2 separate regions of the Homo sapiens genome follow, and region 1 is linked to region 2. A link is a loop called in an ENCODE intact Hi-C map of the cell type or tissue named here. Cell type or tissue: heart left ventricle. All regions are shown on one strand. Each heading gives the region's core, and the rest is flanking DNA. Links, peaks and the distances in the headings are about the cores only. Region 1 overlaps LOC105372130 (a long non-coding RNA gene). Region 2 overlaps LOC107985183 (a long non-coding RNA gene).

The links. A loop is a pair of places that touch in the nucleus more often than their neighbours do. Peaks named below come from ENCODE experiments on the same cell type or tissue, not always from the same donor. Only the 100,000 strongest peaks of a DNase experiment are listed, where the experiment ranks them.
Region 1: a loop joins it to region 2, with 7 times the contacts of the local background. A loop is called at or near these places in 14 of 110 quality-filtered maps.

The regions. Positions count from the first base shown.
Region 1 is chr18:55,789,383-55,799,071 of GRCh38, forward strand. It overlaps LOC105372130 (a long non-coding RNA gene), which reads left to right. Exons shown (of 9, transcript XR_007066382.1): 6 at 2,335-2,516. Among named protein-coding and RNA genes, the nearest start is that of LINC01415, 13 kb to the left of the region's middle. In heart left ventricle, for the core only: no CTCF peak of the experiment used is centred there; no DNase peak of the experiment used is centred there; H3K4me3 peaks cover 858 bases; H3K27ac peaks cover 1,342 bases.
Region 2 is chr18:55,849,603-55,859,291 of GRCh38, forward strand. It overlaps LOC107985183 (a long non-coding RNA gene), which reads right to left. Exons shown (of 3, transcript XR_001753452.2): 3 at 3,271-3,345. Among named protein-coding and RNA genes, the nearest start is that of LINC01416, 66 kb to the right of the region's middle. RefSeq lists enhancers at 969-1,469, 8,486-8,985. In heart left ventricle, for the core only: no CTCF peak of the experiment used is centred there; no DNase peak of the experiment used is centred there.

The sequences.
Region 1 (9,689 bases), core at 2,812-7,811, 60 kb before region 2:
TTGCACTGAGAGAAAAGTTGCAGCATCTCCTAAGGCCCTGAGGTGCATTCTGTGATGGTTCATTCTTGGCTAGAGTGGCCTTGTCCTGGAAATGACTATGTAGCCTCCTCCGAACCCAGATCAGTGCAGCGCACTGGAGTATCAGCTTTGTTTGTGATCTATCAGTTTTTTCTTTTTCTTGCCACTGTCCACATGTGATCACCTCTGTCTTTAAAATGAAACTGCTGAGTGATTTGCCAAGGTTGCATGAAAAGGCAGATTGTAAAGCTAAGATTAGAATAGAGGTCTTCAGGCTCCAGGAGTTTGTTTCTGTAGACCAGTGATCATCAACAGATAGGAGACACAACTTCTCCACCTCTCTGCCCCAACTCGGATAGAATGTCATAATCTAGGGGAAGAGAGTGTAGTTTCGAAAAACACTTAAAGAAAAAATCCTTCTAAGTACCTACTGTTTTCACAACCAAGCCACCCAAAGTTTTCTGTTCAAAATCTTCTTGGTTAGGGGACAAGCAAATGTTGAACGTGGTACTAGTGACCATGTGGCTGCCACAGGGACCATGGCTTCAGAGACACAAAGGAAAGTGAAGACTGAGAAATATCCCCTGGATTTGCCAGATAGGAAGCATTTGGTAATCTTTAAGAGCCTAGTTTCAGTACTGCAGTGAAAATGGAAGCCAGGTTGCAGGAATTAAGAAAAGAATAGATGAGGAAAAGTGCAGGCTTGCATGAAACAGAGAAGTAAAAGTATGGAAAGAAATTGAATTAGAACGTTTGGCAGGATCAAGGCTTTGTCTCCTGGCCGACTGGGTGGGGAGTCCCCACCCCCAGTTCCTCCATCTCTCTCATTTTGTGCACTGTTACTTAGCAGTTTACATAAAAAGGCAGAGGGGTTATATCTCCATACATTGATATATTTAATATATTAATAGATTTTTTTTTCTATCCTTGAGGTAATTGCATTTCTTTACTTGTTTCCTGAGGACATCCTCCTGATCTCTGCAACCCTCCCTTTTCCCTATCCCAGGACTAGACAGCTAGACAGTGAGTCACCCAGAACAAAGGCTAAAAATATTTGAAAATCCTCTGGTCTTAGTGTAAATCAGAAAGATTTGAATGCATACTTGTTGAGTGAGTTTTGCTGCCTTTAGAGACTAATCTAGTTCAGAGTTTTAATTATATATCCCCAGGGGCAGGGTAAGAGGAGGGGGAGAATGCACTATAGAAATAGAGAGCAGGAGGTGAAGGAACTACAGATCTCTACCAGGGAAGGCACTCTCTGTCCCCAACCCTGGTGAAGTGCATGGAAGCCCACTTAGCACCCAGCTGCCCTTCTCACTGACCATGAGTAAGAGCCATCTTTGAGCAGCATTTAATATGGCACTCTAGAGCTAGGTTTGTGTATTCCCGAGACCCTGCCCAGGCCTCATCTATCTTACAACAACCCTAGGTGTGGGGCTTAAGGTGGTGATAACAAAAAAAAAAAAAGAGGAAGCCCCTGCTTCTCTCCAAAGAGGCATTAGCTGGAGCTAGACTGAACTCTTCCACAGGACAAGGAAAGTGGTAGAAGACACTATCCTGTTATGTATGTCTTCATGAGTAGAAGTGGGTCTTTCTCATTGTACTGGGCTATTCTTGAAGGCAAAAATAATATCTTTTTACCTTTGCATACTCAACAGCTGGATAGTACTTGGCATAGAGCTTAATTAATGTTTATTGGATGACTAAATGAGCAAATGGCTGATTGACAAATACATGAAAGTGAAAATATTTAGAGGTAGGAGGAAGTAGCCAAAGAGAGAGACAGAGGAGAGGTAAAAGATGTTAGTAGAAGGAAGAATGATCGTTTAAACTGAGCCGAGCAATGATCGGGGCAGAAGAGGTTGAAGAATAGATCCAAGTTCGTTCAGAGCTTGGAAAAAGGGATGAAATGAAATAAGGTTAGTAGTCTCTGATATGTTGAAATGAAAAAAAAAAGCCATATTCTTAATTGCCTTAGTTAAATTTAGTTAACACTAAATTTATCTTCTTTATAGTTCTATTTCTGACCATAATACATGCCTTATACAGTTGACAGGTAAGAAATAGTCAAGATGGTCGTAGCCTCCATAAAAGATAAAGGCACAGGGCTATAATTTAAGTCTTTTGGTATTCATATATAGAGAAGCATGTCACCACCACCATTAGATAACTCTCTTTATGATCTAAAGACAGAATTCTGCTGTAAGAGTATGTTCCAAGTGCCAGATAGAATGTGTGCTCTTCTACTTTTGAGAGTGGTTTCATGTTTACTCATTCACTAATTTTTCACTCTGGGCCCTGTATTCACTCATTTAGAGGCACCAATTCAGCTCCTCTTCTGTGGAGAGACTACATGGGTGCTGAAGAAACAAAGACACAACGCAGCTCCTCTCAAAGGAGTTCAGAGCTTAGCAGGGGAGACAGAACCATGAATGCATAGTTACGCATCAATGTGCTGCACGAGCACTGAAGCCCAAGCACAAGCGGCCTGAGTCCCAGTGAGTCTAACCCCTCCCCATCCTGCCCTCCCACACCACAACCCAATCCATCCTATTGACTGCCTGCTTTATCCCCCATGCTGCTCTCAGCCTGGACACTGTATCCAGAATCCTGGGCTCTAGCAAAGACTGGAGCTCTGAAGCTCTCCTTGGTTCTCCCAGTCTCTCTCCCAGGAGCTTAGATCTTGACTCCTCCCTGGTGAATACAGCTAGACCCTGTGCTCTGAATTTTGCTCTACTCCAATGCCACTTTGTTCCACTTGTTGTTCAATCCTAGTTTGATCTAGACAAGACCTTTGGACACTAGCTTTGGACTGCCTGACTACTCTTGCTGGAGGCTGTTCTTAGCATTTCTCTCAGATCTTGTCCTCTGTTCTCATTGAAGCTCTCTGCTCCTTCATGCAATGTCTTGCTTTGAGGTCTCCCAGCTTGTCTCAGGTTAAAGTCTGTCCAATATAGCTTTGCCCCTTAGGCCTACACTGTCATGATCCTTGCGGATACCTCTTTTGGCAGGGAAACTTCCTTAGATCTCTCCAGAAGGGAGGAGCAAGATTTTGCTTCTGTCAGGGATAGCCCATATACTGAGGCCTTGTGGGCCTACAAATGCAGTCATTAGCATAATTCTTCTTTTTTTTTCCTTTTGAGACAGGGTCTTACTCTGTCTCCCAGATTGGAGTGCAGTGGTGCAATCTTGGCTCATTGCAACCTCTGCCTCCTGGGCTCAAACATTCCTCCCACCTCAGCCCCCTGAGTAGCTGGGACTACAGACATGAGCCACCACACCCAGCTAATTTTTGTACTTTTTTATAGAGATGGGGTCTTGCTACATTGCCTAAGCTGGTCTTGAACTCCTGGACTCAAGCAATCCTCCTGTCTTGACCTCCCAAACTGTTAGGATTACAGGCGTGAGCCACTGTGCATGGCCCATTCACAGATTACATTATAAGAAGCAGAAGAAGACTAGTGAGATATGAAGTGACGTGTAACTCACTCACTAACTCTACCATGTGGAAGTCAAATGCTTTGTGTTCACTTCAAGGGAAAGTATAAAATTGTGGATTAAATAACTTAATGAAATATATATGTATATGCCTGTGTGTGTGTGGGTTTGTGTGTATGCATATATTAGTGGGAAAGATGGAAATGAAAATCAGTATTTCTTAGTCTCTTACTTTAATTGTTAGGTCATGCCAATAAATTTCAACATATACTTTTTTGGTGTGATAGGGTTATTTAATTTAGAATATGACAACGTTTAAGAAAAAATGTTCTTTCTGTAATATTACCCCTTGATTTACTGAAGCTTTAGGATTACTTTTGTTAAACTCATTTGCCAATATGCCTCTCAATGTTGTATTTCTCTGCAAGAATAACAGCTTAAAACATAAAAAGACACCACAAAAAAGAAGAAAGATGATCTTTCAAACCATTTTTTTAAATTTTTATTTATTTATTTATTTATTTATTTTGAGACGGAGTCTCACTCTATAGCCCAGGCTTGAGTGTGGTGGTGTGATTTCGGCTCACTACAGTCTCTGCCTCTCGGGCTCAAGTGATCTTCCTGCCTCAGCCTCCCAAGTAACTGGGAATACAGGCATGGCCCACCAGTCCCAGATAATTTTTGTATTTTTGCATTATTATTATTTTTTAATAGAGATGGGGTTTCACCACATTGGCTGGGCTGGTCTCAAACTCCTGACCTCAAGTGATCTGCCCGCCTAGGCCTCCCAAAGTGCTGGGATTACAGGCTTGTGCCACCGTGCCTGGCCCCAAACCATTTATTTTGGAGGCAAGTGTGCTATTTCAAAATCAGAGTACTTAGTTTCAAGCCTTCAATTCTGTTAAAAGATAAATAAATAAATATATATATTTTTAAAGTAAGCAAAAATAACTTCTTTATTGTAAACACAGTATTACTGAAAATTCAAATAATTTTTGAGCTGATGGAAAAATAATTGTGAATCATCAGTTTGTCAGATGTCAACATCAGCTCAAACAAATTTGGACTGACTTCTTAACAGGTTTCTGATAGCTGAAGTAGTGGAAGTCCAGAAGGCAGATAGGGAGGAACAAGTGTAGATAGATGACCGGTTTGGAATAAATGGCATCTTGCTGCTGAAACAAGCTTCACACGTTAACCAGCAACCGTGAGGTTCCTGACTTTCCTGATCCCCAGGAGATGCTTACGCTAGGGATAAATTTCTATGTTGAAGCATTTGACAAGCTTTAGTTCCTGATGTCTCACACTCAAGCCTTACTTTATAGTCACATCTGTTAGTTTAAAGCATTTTTAGTTTATTGAAGAAGGCTTCACAAAGAAAAAACAGATGATGAAAATCTCATCTGTCAAAACTGTTATTAAAACCAGTAACAGTGTGAAATTTTGTTTAAATTGAAAGCATCATTTATTTTTATCAAACATTTTATAAACAATCACATTTGAGAAAGATTTGGGGGACCTGGAGAGCCCTCAACAAAATGCAGCTCATTATGTTGCTTTGTTTAATGTGTAGCTTTGAGATGGCTGGGGCTGCCTCCCTTTATCTTAGTGTGAGCCCGGAAGGGTGAGGAAATTACCAAGGAGCAGGGGCTCGCCCACCTTGATGAGGGAGAGTGAGCAGGGAAGAGGAGTAGCCCTTAAATGGAGGCTGAAAAGCAATATTGTGTTGGCAGACAACAGGAACACCTGACTGGCCCTTTTCTGATGGATTAGGTAGAGTGACATGGCCTGAACCTTGAAGCCCCTGAAAGAGTTTAGGAAAAATAATGAAAAAGAAAAAAGAAGAAAATTCATGGAAAGATTGAGTAAGGCTTCGTTTCTTTTCCTCTCTGGGTAGACAGCTGACTTCGTGCTCAGATCTGCTACTGATATCAAAGGGTGTTTCACGGCCAGAAAGAGTAAATGACACCCTTAAAAAAGAAAACAAGATGAACATCAAATCCATTTAGTCGAATCTTCATTCAATCCAGATGTTTGGCAATGTAGAGACAAAACATCCGCCACTTTGCTATTGTGTAGACTTGGCCTTAGAATATACAAAAGATCCAGTTTCACATTCTTAACTGGGCTCATAGTTCTTTGGCTGTTTGGTATTAGCAGCTTGGAAAGAGAAAACACGTCTAAGGAAAGTAGAACAGTGTAAATCTGAATGATTTGTCCAAGCAGTGACCTTTCCTTCCTTTTTCCAGGTGATGCTGTACTTAATTTTGTCACACTTGGAGATCATCCCCTGGGGGCCAGCAAAAGTTTCCCCATGGGGTATGGGGTACTGGAATGGGGGCACACAGGGTGTTAAAAGGCTTTCCAGATCCTCAAGTTCCCATTCACACTCTTTCCTAAGGCTGCCTGGTCTAAGAATGGGTCTAGTTCTTCCATATCTGCCCTTTCTCAAGCCCTCCTTCTTCCACCTCTAAAACAAAACAAAACCAAAACCAAAACCTTCTCTCTGGATCCCACTGGGAAGTGTTCCCCCAACGTGTGCAGAATCTTCAGCACAACCAAAAAAGGGACTTGAGAATCTTTGAAGCCTACTAAAATCAAGACCTCAGTCTGTGCCTTATCTGCCTGTATTGCACAATTTCAAAGAGAAGAAGGTGAAAATTATATATTTACTTCCCAAATACCAATATTGTGTTTTCTAGAAAAAGGATCACATATTAGTGTTAAGTTTGTATTTATATTTTGTGAACATTTATTCAGGGCCGCAGAAAAAACATTTTCATTAGCTTTTGCAAGATTATTGTGTACTTTAAGCCTCTATTTTATTTTTACTATAAGCACAAATATCCTGGTCTCTACTAGCCTCTTTTCTGCTCACTTATTTATTTAACTTTTGCCATATACTTATAACAGAAATGTCTTGTTGGTTCTACTCCTTAAAAATCCATTTAACAACACTAATTAATGTACTTTTTGTAAGTTCTGAACTTCCTGTGGCCCAACCCTTTTTCAGAATTGCTGTTGATTTACTCTGAACCCTGCATCGCTCTAGCTATAAGCTATATTTATCCATGGAAACAGAAACTAATTGGGAGAAAAATCATTATTTTTTTCATTAAAAGATGCATTTCCAATAAAAATTTATTACATTCAATCATGTTTAAATCAAAAGTTACATTTATGTTTGATAAATTGTGGATTCACAGCCATAATAATTCAGAAAAAATTTTGATAGTATTCGGCATATCGTTCATTTTTATTTCAAGAAGTCACATGAAGTAAAAACAAGGTAAACTTTCCCATTTGTATACATATTTTTGTTGCATAGAAAATTGTTTACTGAAAAGTTGAGCAAAAGACTTTCAAGCATATATTTGTTAAGAAAAAAATTCATGAGAAAAATGGAATGGAAATATAAGATCAAGGGGAAAATGATACAAATTTTCCATTAAAGAAGTGTTTGTCCATGTATTTTATAAATGTATGATGATGGTTATGGAATTCTGCTGTGTATCAATTAGAGTCCTGGTGGAGATCAGGTGACACATTTCAGTTAGAGAAACTGAACTGAGTTTACTAAAAGAAAACTTACAAAGTGAAATCTAATTGGGAGTGATGGGGGAGGGACAGCAAAGTCCTGAAGGTGTCACGGGAGGGAACTGCCTCCAGTTCCTGGAGAACATGGCTGTAGCTGAGGAGAGAGCTGCATTGTAGTAGCTGTGGCTTTTGGTAGACCAAGGGGGCAAATCTGTATTCTAGAAAGAAGGAAATCTGGGGTATCTGACCAAAGTTTCCACATATCCTCTCGTCTCCAGCTAGCGCCCCCCATTGGTGAAACCCAACCCCTGAGAAGTGGTGATAAACCTCAGGCTTCTACTTCCCACTCCCCAGCTTCACCTCTCGCTTCCAAGCTAGTTCTGTTGAGGTAGAAAGGGAAAATGATGTCATGATGTGACCATGCAGAGCTAGCTTGACTCCTCACAACTCTCTTCTGGGTTTTCTGATTGCCCACAGAGTTGTGTGGAAGAACAGGTGCACTTTTCCAGTATGCCTGAGAAGGACAAGAAAATTAGCTGAGCAAAGACTAGGTCTTGGGACAAAAACTGCATGCATTGATAGAATGCAGAAATTCCAACATCTGAAGCCCGGACATTCCCACCCTGAAATCCTGGCTCAATGTTGTCTCCCCTAGAACTCAAACTTCACTCTGGAGAGGAAAAGCAGAGGACAAACCTTAATGTGACTAAGAAAACCCTAAATTGGCTAAAATGACCAGATTTAAGTTTCTAGTATTACACAGAATAGGGATTCAAATTAGATATTTCTCATCCTTCAAGATGCATCCTTCAGGACTTCCATGAATTCTTCCCTGTCTTCATCATTTTCTGTCTCCATACTTCTGTTCCAACTGTTCAGTGATTATTAAATTAAAAGTGTTTGTGTGCTTGGATTTCCCTCTTAACAGGGTAGATGCTGTGTCTTATATTAGCTGAGGAGAGAGCTGCTTTGTGGTAGCTGTTCATGGGATGGAACTGTGTTCTAGAAAGAAGGAAATCTGGAGAATGAATACCCTGACCCCAGTCTCCACTTGTTCTCTGCTCTATGTGCCTACTGCTTAGTGCAATGCCTGTCATGTAGTAGGTTTTCATATTTTAAAAAATTAGGTCAGAACTCATGTTCAGTAGGTACTCATGTTAGTGTTCCTTTTTTAATCTGTGGTAATGTTACTGTTCTGAAGCCTACTTTGCCTGATATTAATATAGCTATTCCAACTTTCTTATGATTCATATTTGCACGGTGTATTTTTTTCTGTGTTGTTACTTTTAATTATCTGGGCCTTTATACTTGAAGTGAGTTTCTTGTAGACAATGTATAGTTAGGTCTTGATTTTTCACTCATTTCAGTGATTTATGATTTTTAACTGAGAGGTTAGACTATTTATTTTTTAATATGATTGTTATGGTTAGGTTAAAATCTATTATCCTTGCTCCATCTGTTTTTTAAAAGACTCCTTTTCCCCCCTCTCTACCTGTCTTATTTTACTTATTTTTTAATGTTCCATTTTATTTCCACTACTAGCTTACTAGCTACACGTAGCAGTTGCTTTAGGGTTTACAAAACACATCTTTCACACATCACTGTCTATCTCCAAATCATATTATACTATTTCACATATAATGTAACAGTCTTACACCAGTATACTTTGATCTCTCAATCCCATCCTTTCTTCTATTATTATGCATTTTATATCTTCATATTTTATAAACCGCATAGTCAGTTGTTGTTTCTGCCTTAAACAGTCAATTATTTTTTAAAGAAAAAATTTAAAAACAGGAAAAATTTAGTCATTTTTATTTCTCCACAAATTTATCATTTTAACTGCTCTCCATTCATTTTAGTAAAGTCAGTTTCCATCTGGTATCATCTGCCTGAAGAATCTCCTTTAATTTTTTTTGTATTGAAAGTCTGCTGGTAAAATATTCTGTTTTTATTTTTCTTAAGGTCTTTATTTCACCATTATTTCTGAAACATATTGTACTGTGTATAACGTTCTAAGTGGACAGCTGTTTTTGTCAGTTTCTAAAATATTTTCTTTTAAGAAATCTGCTGATAGCTTTATCTTTTGTTAACTTTTTATTTTTTATTTTTTAATTTTCTTTATTATACTTTAAGTTCTAGGGTACATGTGCACAACGTGCAGGTTTGTTACATATGTATACATGTGCCATGCTGGTGTGCTGCACCCATTAACTCGTCATTTACATTAGGTGTATCTCCTAATGCTATCCCCCCCACCCACCCCACAACAGGCCCCGGTGTATGATGTTCCCCTTCCTGTGTCCAAGTGTTCTCACTGTTCAATTCCCACCTATGAGTGAGAACATGCAGTGTTTGGTTTTCTGTCCTTGCGATAGTTTGCTAAGAATGATGGTTTCCAGCTTCATCCATGTCTCTACAAAGGACATGAACTTATCATTTTTTATGGCTGCATAGTATTTCATGGTGTATATGTGCCACATTTTCTTAATCCAGTCTATCATTGTTGGATATTTGGGTTGGTTCCAAGTCTTTGCTATTGTGAGTAGTGCCGCAATAAACATACGTGTGCATGTGTCTTTATAGCAACATGATTTATAGTCCTTTGGGTATATACCCAGTAATGGGATGGCTGGGTCAAATGGTATTTCTAGTTCTAGATCCCTGAGGAATCGCCACACTGTCTTCCACAATGG
Region 2 (9,689 bases), core at 3,073-8,072:
TACTTCACTGGAAAGGTTTTAAATTTCTAAATTTCTTACTTTGGCCTATATAGTCATTTTTTTTAAAAAAATTTTTGGTTAGAAAGGTCTCTTCTTCCATAGATCAAGCTACATAGATGAGCTCATCTGAGGAATGCATTTTTTAATTTTAGCACTTTCTATAAATGGGTTTTCTAAACCCTAAGCTGAAGTTGTTACCACGACGGGGAACATGGAGATAATTTTTCATTCTTTCATGCTATGCTGAATGTCAGCAGTAGCAGCTCCTAAAAATAATCATACCTTGTATTTCTATAGCACCTTTCCCGGAGGTTCTCAAACTGCTTTGCAGACATCATGTAATTAATCCCTATAAAGCATCCTGAAGACAGTGGTATAATATTAAGTTAATATTTGTCGTGTATATAAAGGTTACACATTTTATACTTACTTACTATACTGATCTTGTGTTCTGTGAACTCTACAGCAGGCATAAGGTTTGCTGCCAAAAAAACCACGTTCTGATGATTGTGTTGTGAGGTCTGACAAGCAGGAGAGATGGAGAAAATGAGCTGCCGTATTTGGGGAAGTAAAGGGGAATTCATGCGTGGGCTGCTGGAAGTTTGTGAAAGTTTAATTTCTTTCTAGGGTTCATGAGGAGCTATTATAGGAATATGAGAAGGGGATATGGCAGGAGGATTTTAACACTCCTGCAAAACAATATGTATGGCTTATTTGAACGAGTGGAGGTAAATGAGGGAGTTGAAGACGGGAATGAGGCAGGCAGTACTATCAGGTCGTTAATGTTCATGTGCCAGGTCCCCTTTCTTTGTCCTCTTCTCCCTGCTGTGCCACGCAACTTCTCCTTGAGACACTTCTGCGTATTTATAACAATTACAACAAGACCAGATCTGTAGTTAGCTGTAGACATTCTAGTATGAATTTCAGCAGAGACAACCTCTGCCAAACATTTTGCCAGTTTAAACCTCATCTCTCACTTTGCAATGAAAGGATTAAATGAGTTAATATATGTACAGCTCTTAGACTAGCACCAGGCACATAGTAAAGGTTGGTCCAAGTCATGACTATTATTTGTGAAAATGTCAGACGTCATTGAGCAGGAGTGGCAGTATACTGGGTCTCCACAAACATTTATGCACTCTTGAAATCAGGCCTCATGGGTAGCCTTCAGCTCCATCTATGCATAAAACTGGTCCTGGCAGTGAACACAGCAAAGAAGCTGTCATCATGGCCCCAGCAGGTGGCTGGAGAATTGACAGAGCAAAGAGGGAGGGAGATCAAATCTGAGGAAGTTTTCTGGGGAAGCTGGCGGCAGGGTGCGGGGGATGATGACAAACTGGATAGAGAGAGAAAAAGGAGAGCAAAACTCTGGAGGAGACCCCGAGGTCCCAGCTTGGAGGGGTGGGCACTCGGCTACTGTGGAGCACCATGTCCAGGTTTGGAAAGGGAAAATGTTTACGTAGGCTCCAGCCAGGGCCCAGCCCAGCAGCCTGCCTGCAGGTTTACAGCTGAACATTCCCATCATGGCACTCTTCTCTGGAGTGGCCAACAGGAGGGAACGGCCAGGGACATTCTCGCCAGCCCAGAGGTTCTGGTGCTGCCCTTGAGTGTTTTCAGATTGGCAAGAGCTGTCTGGTGATTTTCCACTGGCCAAGTCACTCTTCCACGCTCATGGACCTAAAATTTAGCATTTGTCCTGGCTCCAAAACTCCTCTCATTGGCTCTGATAATCCTTTTCAAACAAGCTGAAGACTTAGCACCAAATCCACTTTCAAGTGTGAACAAGGCTTTGAGTAGTTCCAGATCCTAAGCCTGAAGTCTATTGTCTGTTTTTAGTTGATTTTACTTGAGGCACCTAAGTTAGCCTTGACTCAGCCTGAACAGAAAACACTCTTGAGCAAAGGCCCAATGTTATGGAATTCTGCCCTTGGCACTAAAGCTGAAGCCTTAATGGAGGCATTCAGCACGTCCTTAGATGCATTGATTCTGCCATGCGGTGGCCACCTATGCTTCAAGGCCACCCAAGAACATAATGGACAAGGTTTTCTCATGTGTATTATCTGCAGGAAGAATATTTTCTTTAAAAAATCTAATTAATTTTTAAACAAGAAGAGAGCTAGCTGCCTTGAACATTTGATTAAAAATGGTCATTTTAAAGATATTTTAAAAAATTAAGATTAGCCAGTCATGTGATAGATACCAATATTTGTGTCTATGATCCAATATTAGTCTCTATTCGAAGTGGGTGATGCAAAGTTGAATGTTAAGTTTTCCTAAAAGTTTATAAATTCTACCACTTTTTTATTTTTTTGCCTGGAAATGTATATGTTCTAGCTCAATAGTGGAAAAGAGAAAACTGGCCCTATGTGGAACTGACTGAAGTTTAATAAGTTGAGCAGTTTTCTGCCTCCTGGCAATCCTTCACTAGAATGGGAATTTCTTGAAGGTTATATTAGTGAGACATGTTCTGGGTGCAAGTGAAGAAAGTACAATTTCAACTAGCTTGAGCAAAAAGGGGTATTTATTGATTCCACTGGGAGCTGTAAGGGGATGGGCCGTCCCTATACTTTTCTGGCTCAGGGGTGCAAACAATACTTTCAAAATCAGGCTCTCTTATTCTCTCTGTGAAATCTTTTTTCTATATTGAATTTTTCCTAGGCAGTTTCTCTCCACATCTTGGCAAGGAGGGCTACCAGCCTTTTCTGCCTTCTATCACTCCTACTGCTTAATTAAGAGGCTGGGCTAGTTTTGTAGCTAAGGAAATGAGGAGAAATGATGAGACTAGGGAAGCAGGTTTGGGGGTGAGCAGGCAGCTTGAATATCTAGGGGCATAGGTAGAGAATGAGAGGAAGAGATTTGATTCAAGAAAGCCCAATCTGAGCCCTTTCCAGGACTGATACTGAGCTTAGATTTGATTGTCTATTATTAAAACCATTCCCTTCTATCAACGCTCTTAACCCCCTCATCCCTAAGGGGGCTACGCTAGAACATGATCCCAATATTTTGTCAAATGTTTTCTGGGTACATGACCATACCAAATAAAGACTATATTCAAGCTTTCCTGGCAAGTATGTGTGGCCTTGTACGTTCTGGTGTCTGGGATATGAGTGGAACTCCTGCCTATATTTTCTGGGTCATACCGTTAGGGAAGGGGCATGCTTCCTTTCTCTTTTCCCCATTCCACAGGCTGGATATGGACACAGTGATGCCCCATTTTGGGGATGCAGATGAGGGCAAAGTCTCCAGGATGGCCAAACAACAAGAGAGAAGGAGCCTGGGGCCTGGACTCCATGTAGCCCCACAGCAGACGAGAGTCCTGATGACTTCCCAGAGGAGAGCCACCTCCTAGCAGGCATGAGAGAGTGATAAATGTGAAAGAAAAATCATCTTTTGTCTTACTCAAGTCACTGCTACTTTAAGTTTCTAATTCATGCTCTGAGCCTATATCCCAACTAAAACAGTGAATCAAAAAGCTTTCACAGAAACATTTGGGCCAAGCAATCTAGAAAGTGCAACATTGAGAACTGGGCTGAAATCTAAGAGAATTTAGATTATCTCAAATAATTAGTTTTTTGGCATTCAGAAAAAAATAGCTTAAAAATAGAGAATGATAAAAATAATTAATTGCACAGTCTGAGAGAATGGCATTTACAATGCATTATGGAAATCAGTACTTACAACGTTTTTTAGCTGGAAGGAATGTGAAAGTTTACCTGGTATCATTACCTGGCCCAACCACCTAATTTTAGAGCAGGGTTTCTCAGCCTTGACACTATTGATATTTTGGGCTGGATAATTCTTCATTGTTAGGGCCTGCGCTGTGCATTATAAGATGAGTCGCAGCAACCCTGGCCTCCACCCACTAGATGCCAGTATTACCAACCCTCCAATCATGACAGTCAAAAACATCTCAACACACTGCTAAATGTCCCTGGGGTTGTGGGGGATTGGCTCCCAACTGAGAAGCACTGTTTTAGAGATCAGGAAATTGAGATCCAGCCAGCTTAGGAGTCAGATTCCTTCTCTATGCTGCTGTCTTCATGCAAGTTTTGAAAATGCTAGTCTTTTACAATACTGATCTAGAATTTAGGAAAACATTAGAAGGAAAATTCTTTAAAATAAAATTTAAAAGAGTGATAGCAATAGCTGATATTTATGAAAATCAAGTTTGCTTTGACATCGTCTTACTTAACCTTCACTTATAACTCTATGGACCAAGTTTCTCCCATTTTAAGTTGAGGAAATGGAGCATCGTCAAGGTCAAGTAGACTTACACAAGGTCATACAGCAAAGAACCAGTAGAACCTGCATTTAGACCTGGCCTTGAACCCACTCAGCACTTTAATATAAAGTGAATAATAAGCAAAGCATCTTTCCGTGTTGAATCAAATTACCAAGTCAACAAAGGCAAGTTGAATATATATATGTCTGGATAAGTTCAAATTTTCTTTAGCCAATTTATATATTCTCTCATTCAATAAACATTTATTGAATGCTGACTATATGCATAGCACTGAAGGATAATGAAAAGATAAAATAATTTCGATTTATTGCCAGATGCTGATACAAATTTTACATGCATGTATTCTTTGATTCCTTACATATACACTAGGATATTCGTTCTATTATTATGATCATGTTATAGATGAGGACATAGAGTCATCAGGTGTTGATGTAACTTGCTGAAAGTCATGCAGCTGAAAGCAGCATAACAAGGTGTCAGATCCAGGCAGTTTGACTCTGTTAGTTTTCTAGAGTTGCAACAACAAAAGACTACAAACTGGGTGGCTGTCAAGAAGAAATTTGTTGTCTTCCGGTTCTGGAGGCTAGAAGTCCAAAATCAAGGTGTCAGCAGAGACATGCTTCCTCTGAAACTTGCAGAGGAATCCTTTTATACCTCTTCCTAGCTTCTGGTGGTTTCTGGCAATCCTCAACATTCTTTAGCTTGTAGCTGCTTAACTCCAATCTTTTCCTTCATCATCATGTGACATTCTCCTTGTGTCCCTGTGTATTCACATGCTGGTCTTAAAAGAACACTAGTCATATTGGATTGGGGGCCACTTAACTCCAGTCTGACCTCATCTTAACTAATTACATCTGTAACCACCCTATTTCCAAACAGGGTCAAATTCTGAGGTACTGAGGGGTAGGAGTTAGGACTTCCAACACATCTTTTTTGGAAGAGACAATTCAACCCATGACAATTCTTAATTAGCACACCATTGTGCCTGTTTGTAAGTATGATGGAATCCTTGTCCCTAGGGAGCTCACAGAGGCACAGGAAATAAGGCATGTGAACAAATAATCGCAATAATACAAATGCTAGAGTCACTTCATTGGTGTCATAGGAGAGGTAAAAACAATGAGCTGTGGAAGTTTGGAGAAGGTGGAGAGATTTAACTGAGTCTGTGGAAGGAGGTGGTGATGGGTAGACCTTTTCCAGGAGGTGATGGGTAGGCCTTTTCCAAGATTCCGTTTCCAGAGAGTCACAGGAAACTTGAAGGGAGGTTTAAGGACACACAGAACTGCATTCATACAATGCATGGGGCTGGGAAAACTCAGGACTGGTTCCTAAAATAAGGAGCTACCCAATAGTACGTAGAGTCTACACATAATGATAGTAGGAGGTCAGAATATCATAACTTTTCAGGATCAGTACTTCATGACACCAACTAGAGTAGCTTTTTCCTTTAAGGAAGGCAACATATTGCACAAATGGAGTTACCAAAGCCAAGAGATGTTAAATGACCTGCCCTGTTAGCATAACTAGTTAATGAAGGAGAATGGTGAATTGGGGACACATTTTTTTTATCTCTCAATGAATCTGCCTGTTTTTTTCTCTATCATAAAGCTAGAACAATAGATTGGGGAGGCATCATGAGTGATTGAATGCCAGGCTAAGAGTCTAATTTAACTGAGTTACACAATGACAATGTTTGAACATGATGAAGTTGTCATCTCCAAAGACCCATGGGTAGACAAGGTGCTGTATGAAGAATGGGGCCAGGAAGAAAAGGGCAGGAGCTCACAGAGGCTCAGGATGGAGGTAATAGGGGCTCAAATTGCCATCAAGCATTGGGAGTGAACATGAGGAAGTAAAGAGAAGAGTCTTCAGATAGAAAACAGAAACCCTTGAATATTTGAATGTGAGGGTCAGGAGGTCAAGAAGACTTTGAGGTTTGGGGCCCTAGAGATAATGGCAGTGCCACCAACACAGATGGAGAATTCATGGGATTGTAAATGGTGATCAGCCATGCAGATTTGCCTGGACAGAGGCAAGGCAAATCAGAGGTGGAACTTTCAGTGCTAAAAGCCTGAAAGTCCCAGTCAAAAGTCCTGGGGTGAGTTGGTCTCCCTAGAGGAGAAGCTGGTTTTTGCTTTCATTTTATTTTTTATGGGGATAATTAATACTAGATTTAGACTTATAAAATCTAAAAATAGGACAGGAATCTTAATTTTTTTTTTTCAGCTCTAAACTTCTATGAACCTATGAATACAGCTAAGATCACCTTAACTGGCTGCATTTACAAAGTTGAAGAATGGTAGAATCAGCAATGAATGAGTTAGTTTTGGAGGTTAACATACTGGAAGGTTCCTGCCTTTAGTCAATTAATTCTTCAGATCTAAATCTCAGCCTGTGACTCAGGCCTCCCAATGTAAGCCTTACCTGCTCTTCAATTTGCTGTTTATTTCACAATGAGAAGTTTCTGTAAAATCACCATGTTTCTCTTGCTTGGATGTAAAAAGAATTGCAAGGCTTTGACAACACTTTTCCTCCTTTGTTGTGAGCAGATCCTTGATCTAAGAGTTGTTCATATCAAATCTGCCCTGAGGGTTTGTCTGCGGAATGTCTGCTAAATGAGTCACCAGCTCCTTATTCACATTCGGACTAGAAAGGTATGTTGGAAGAGCTCCTGATTTCCCAGGCTTTTCCTGAAACTTAGTTTAGATAGTAAGAAGTAATTTTTCATTGCAGTGCACATGAAATTAAGCATGCAATTGCCATTATTAATGGGTCTTGTGCATCTCATTTCTCCCCCTACACAGTTACATATACACATGCTGGAAGCTGAAGCTGTGTAGGTTGTTCTATGAGAATTATAAAATCTGTAATCTGTCTCTTGGGTTGCATGCACAATTCATTTTTTTATTGAAGGAAAACTGAGCCTTGGTCTCTGACATCTCAAAGGGCTTGCCCAAAAGAATTTCTTTCTGGTGTAAGTATTTGAGTCTTATGTTCTATCTTTTATAATATGACCATGTCACCAAAATATGCTAAAAAATGCCAATAGCACTTTCTTCTGTAATTTTGCATATTCAGCATTGACCACATTCTGTTCATCACCTCAACACATCAGGAATTAATATCCTCTGTTTATTTATAAATTACCATCTTTTCATGACAAAAAAGGTCTTCCATGGTGTTTTAGTTATGTGTCTCAGTGATGTGGGGAGATATCTCTTCTAGGGATGTAACAGTTTTGGTCTTTGATGCCTGAATTTTCCTAGAAAAAAATGTTTTAGCATTTTTTTCTCTTTTAAACTAGGAGTGGGAGTCATTAGTGCTCAGTAAATATTTCTGGTGACCTTGTCTGTTCTCACCTTATCTTTGTTGGCCCAGTTTGGGGCAGTTTACAACTTTAACAGAGGAAATCTGGATTAGTTAGAGTAGGCAAAAGACATGGAATAAAGAATAAAAGAATCAGGAGTTGCTGACTTTTAAAAGCAAGAAGGCACTGAAATTATCTAGCATTAAAAAAAAAAAAGAAGAAAAGAAAAAAATCAATGACCAGGCATGATGGTGCCACCTGTGACTTAGAAAGGGGGCTTACTTATATCCCTTTGAGCACTTTTGTGGGGTTTTCTTGGCAAAATTGATAGTGGATAGAAGCCTACAGGTGAAAGCCATTACTTAAACCATGAACTTCAGCAATTCTTCCAGCTTAATCATCTGGGCAGGCTTAGCTACCAGATCTTTTTGATGGGAGCACATCCACCCCCAGAAGGCCAACACCGTTGCTCAATTAATGTTGCTCACAGCAAAATTCTTTTGTTTTATTTTCTATGTGTCCCAACCTGACAATAAGTATGACTAGCATAGGCTCAGTAAATAGAAAAACGATGGCAAACTGAAGCAGACATTTCTTTCTAACCCAAAGAGACTATAAAAACTCTTGAGATGTTTGGTTGTCACTATTTTTCCTCCTAAAAAAGATTTTTTCCTATGGTCCCAGTTTCTTTTTGTTAAGAATTTAAACTTTGAAATATGCTCGACCGTGGAGTAAAATCCCCTGAACGAGTCTCTCCAGCTGCTATCGATGATTTTGCAGCCATTCAGAGACGTCTCCTCCAGTCTTGAAAAACTGCCTAATTTGGGGTTGGGTCTTACGTGCCACCCCATTTTGTATTTTCAGTGTCACTTTTAACAGGCTTGAAGACCATGACATAGAACCGCAAACTGAGTGCTCAACATAATGCTGGTACTCTCTACGCACATAGTCTTTATCTTTTGTGGCATCAGGTACGTCTGCACAGCTGCCCAAGATGAGCAGGCAAGAGGCTAAACTAAGCGAGAGCTAATCCACCTGTCACACTGTTGCTGCAACTCTTCCAGCGTGTTTACAACACCGTGGTCACTTTGAAAGCCCTCAATACAGAAAGCCATTTGTTTCTTATAAATGCATGTTTAGATGTAGAAGAAAGTAGCACCTCTCTAAAAAAAAATCACCCAGCAGAATACCCTGTGTAGTCCTACCATGTAGGCAGACAGCTGCAGAAAAACAGAATATTTAAAATAAGGTAACAAAACAACAGTGCCCTGGGGACGTTCGCTCCTCCTTAAGTATGTAAAACAAAGCATCTTAAAGGCTTAGTTTTATAGACATAGAGTGTTATTGAATTCCCAAGGACACTGTTCTATGCATCGGATGTGGCATGGGTATATATTTTTTTCTTTGCGAACTTTCTTTATTGAAGGTTTGTGCGACGGTTCAGCGGAAATTATGCGGCATCTTGCCTCAAAGAGAGCTGCATTAATGTGCCAATGCCCTTTATTTAATGCACTTTAAAATTCTGACGCGCCTTTTAAAAAGTATGAGTTGTGTTGGGAAAGTCTAATCACCGTTCTGCATGAACGGAAATGTGCTATTTTTGTAAGGGTAGTGCTGGAGTCGGGTTTTAGCATAAGGGTGTCTCTATAGTACAGATGTCCGGAGACACTGGTTCGTTTTGATGCCCAAATCAACCAGCTAGAAATGTTACTTCTGCCGAAATTAGTCAGAGGAACTTCAGCTAATCATCATTTAAGCAATTTGGGACTGAAAACTCCTAAGACTGGAGGGAATATTTAGAATTAATTCCTCAGAAACTCAATCTTGAGGGCAAACTTTCTTTGCACTCTGAAGCATGCATCTACGCCGCAAGATTATACTGTGTGCTTGTAATGACTTCATACAGATTTTTTAGAAGTCTCTTGGGATACTGTAGTCTTGCTTTGCTAATCGAATCCATTTTCCTTTCGTTTCTATCACGCACCCATCCTTCTCTCTTTGGATCTCTTCTCATTCCAAACAGTGTGTCCTTTTAAAAAGTGTTTCATTAAGGTTGAAGTTCCAAGGACATCACTTTCTCTCTTTGAATAAAATGTGCCTTCTTTTTTGAATGCAAGCTGCCTGTGCCCTGACTGTATA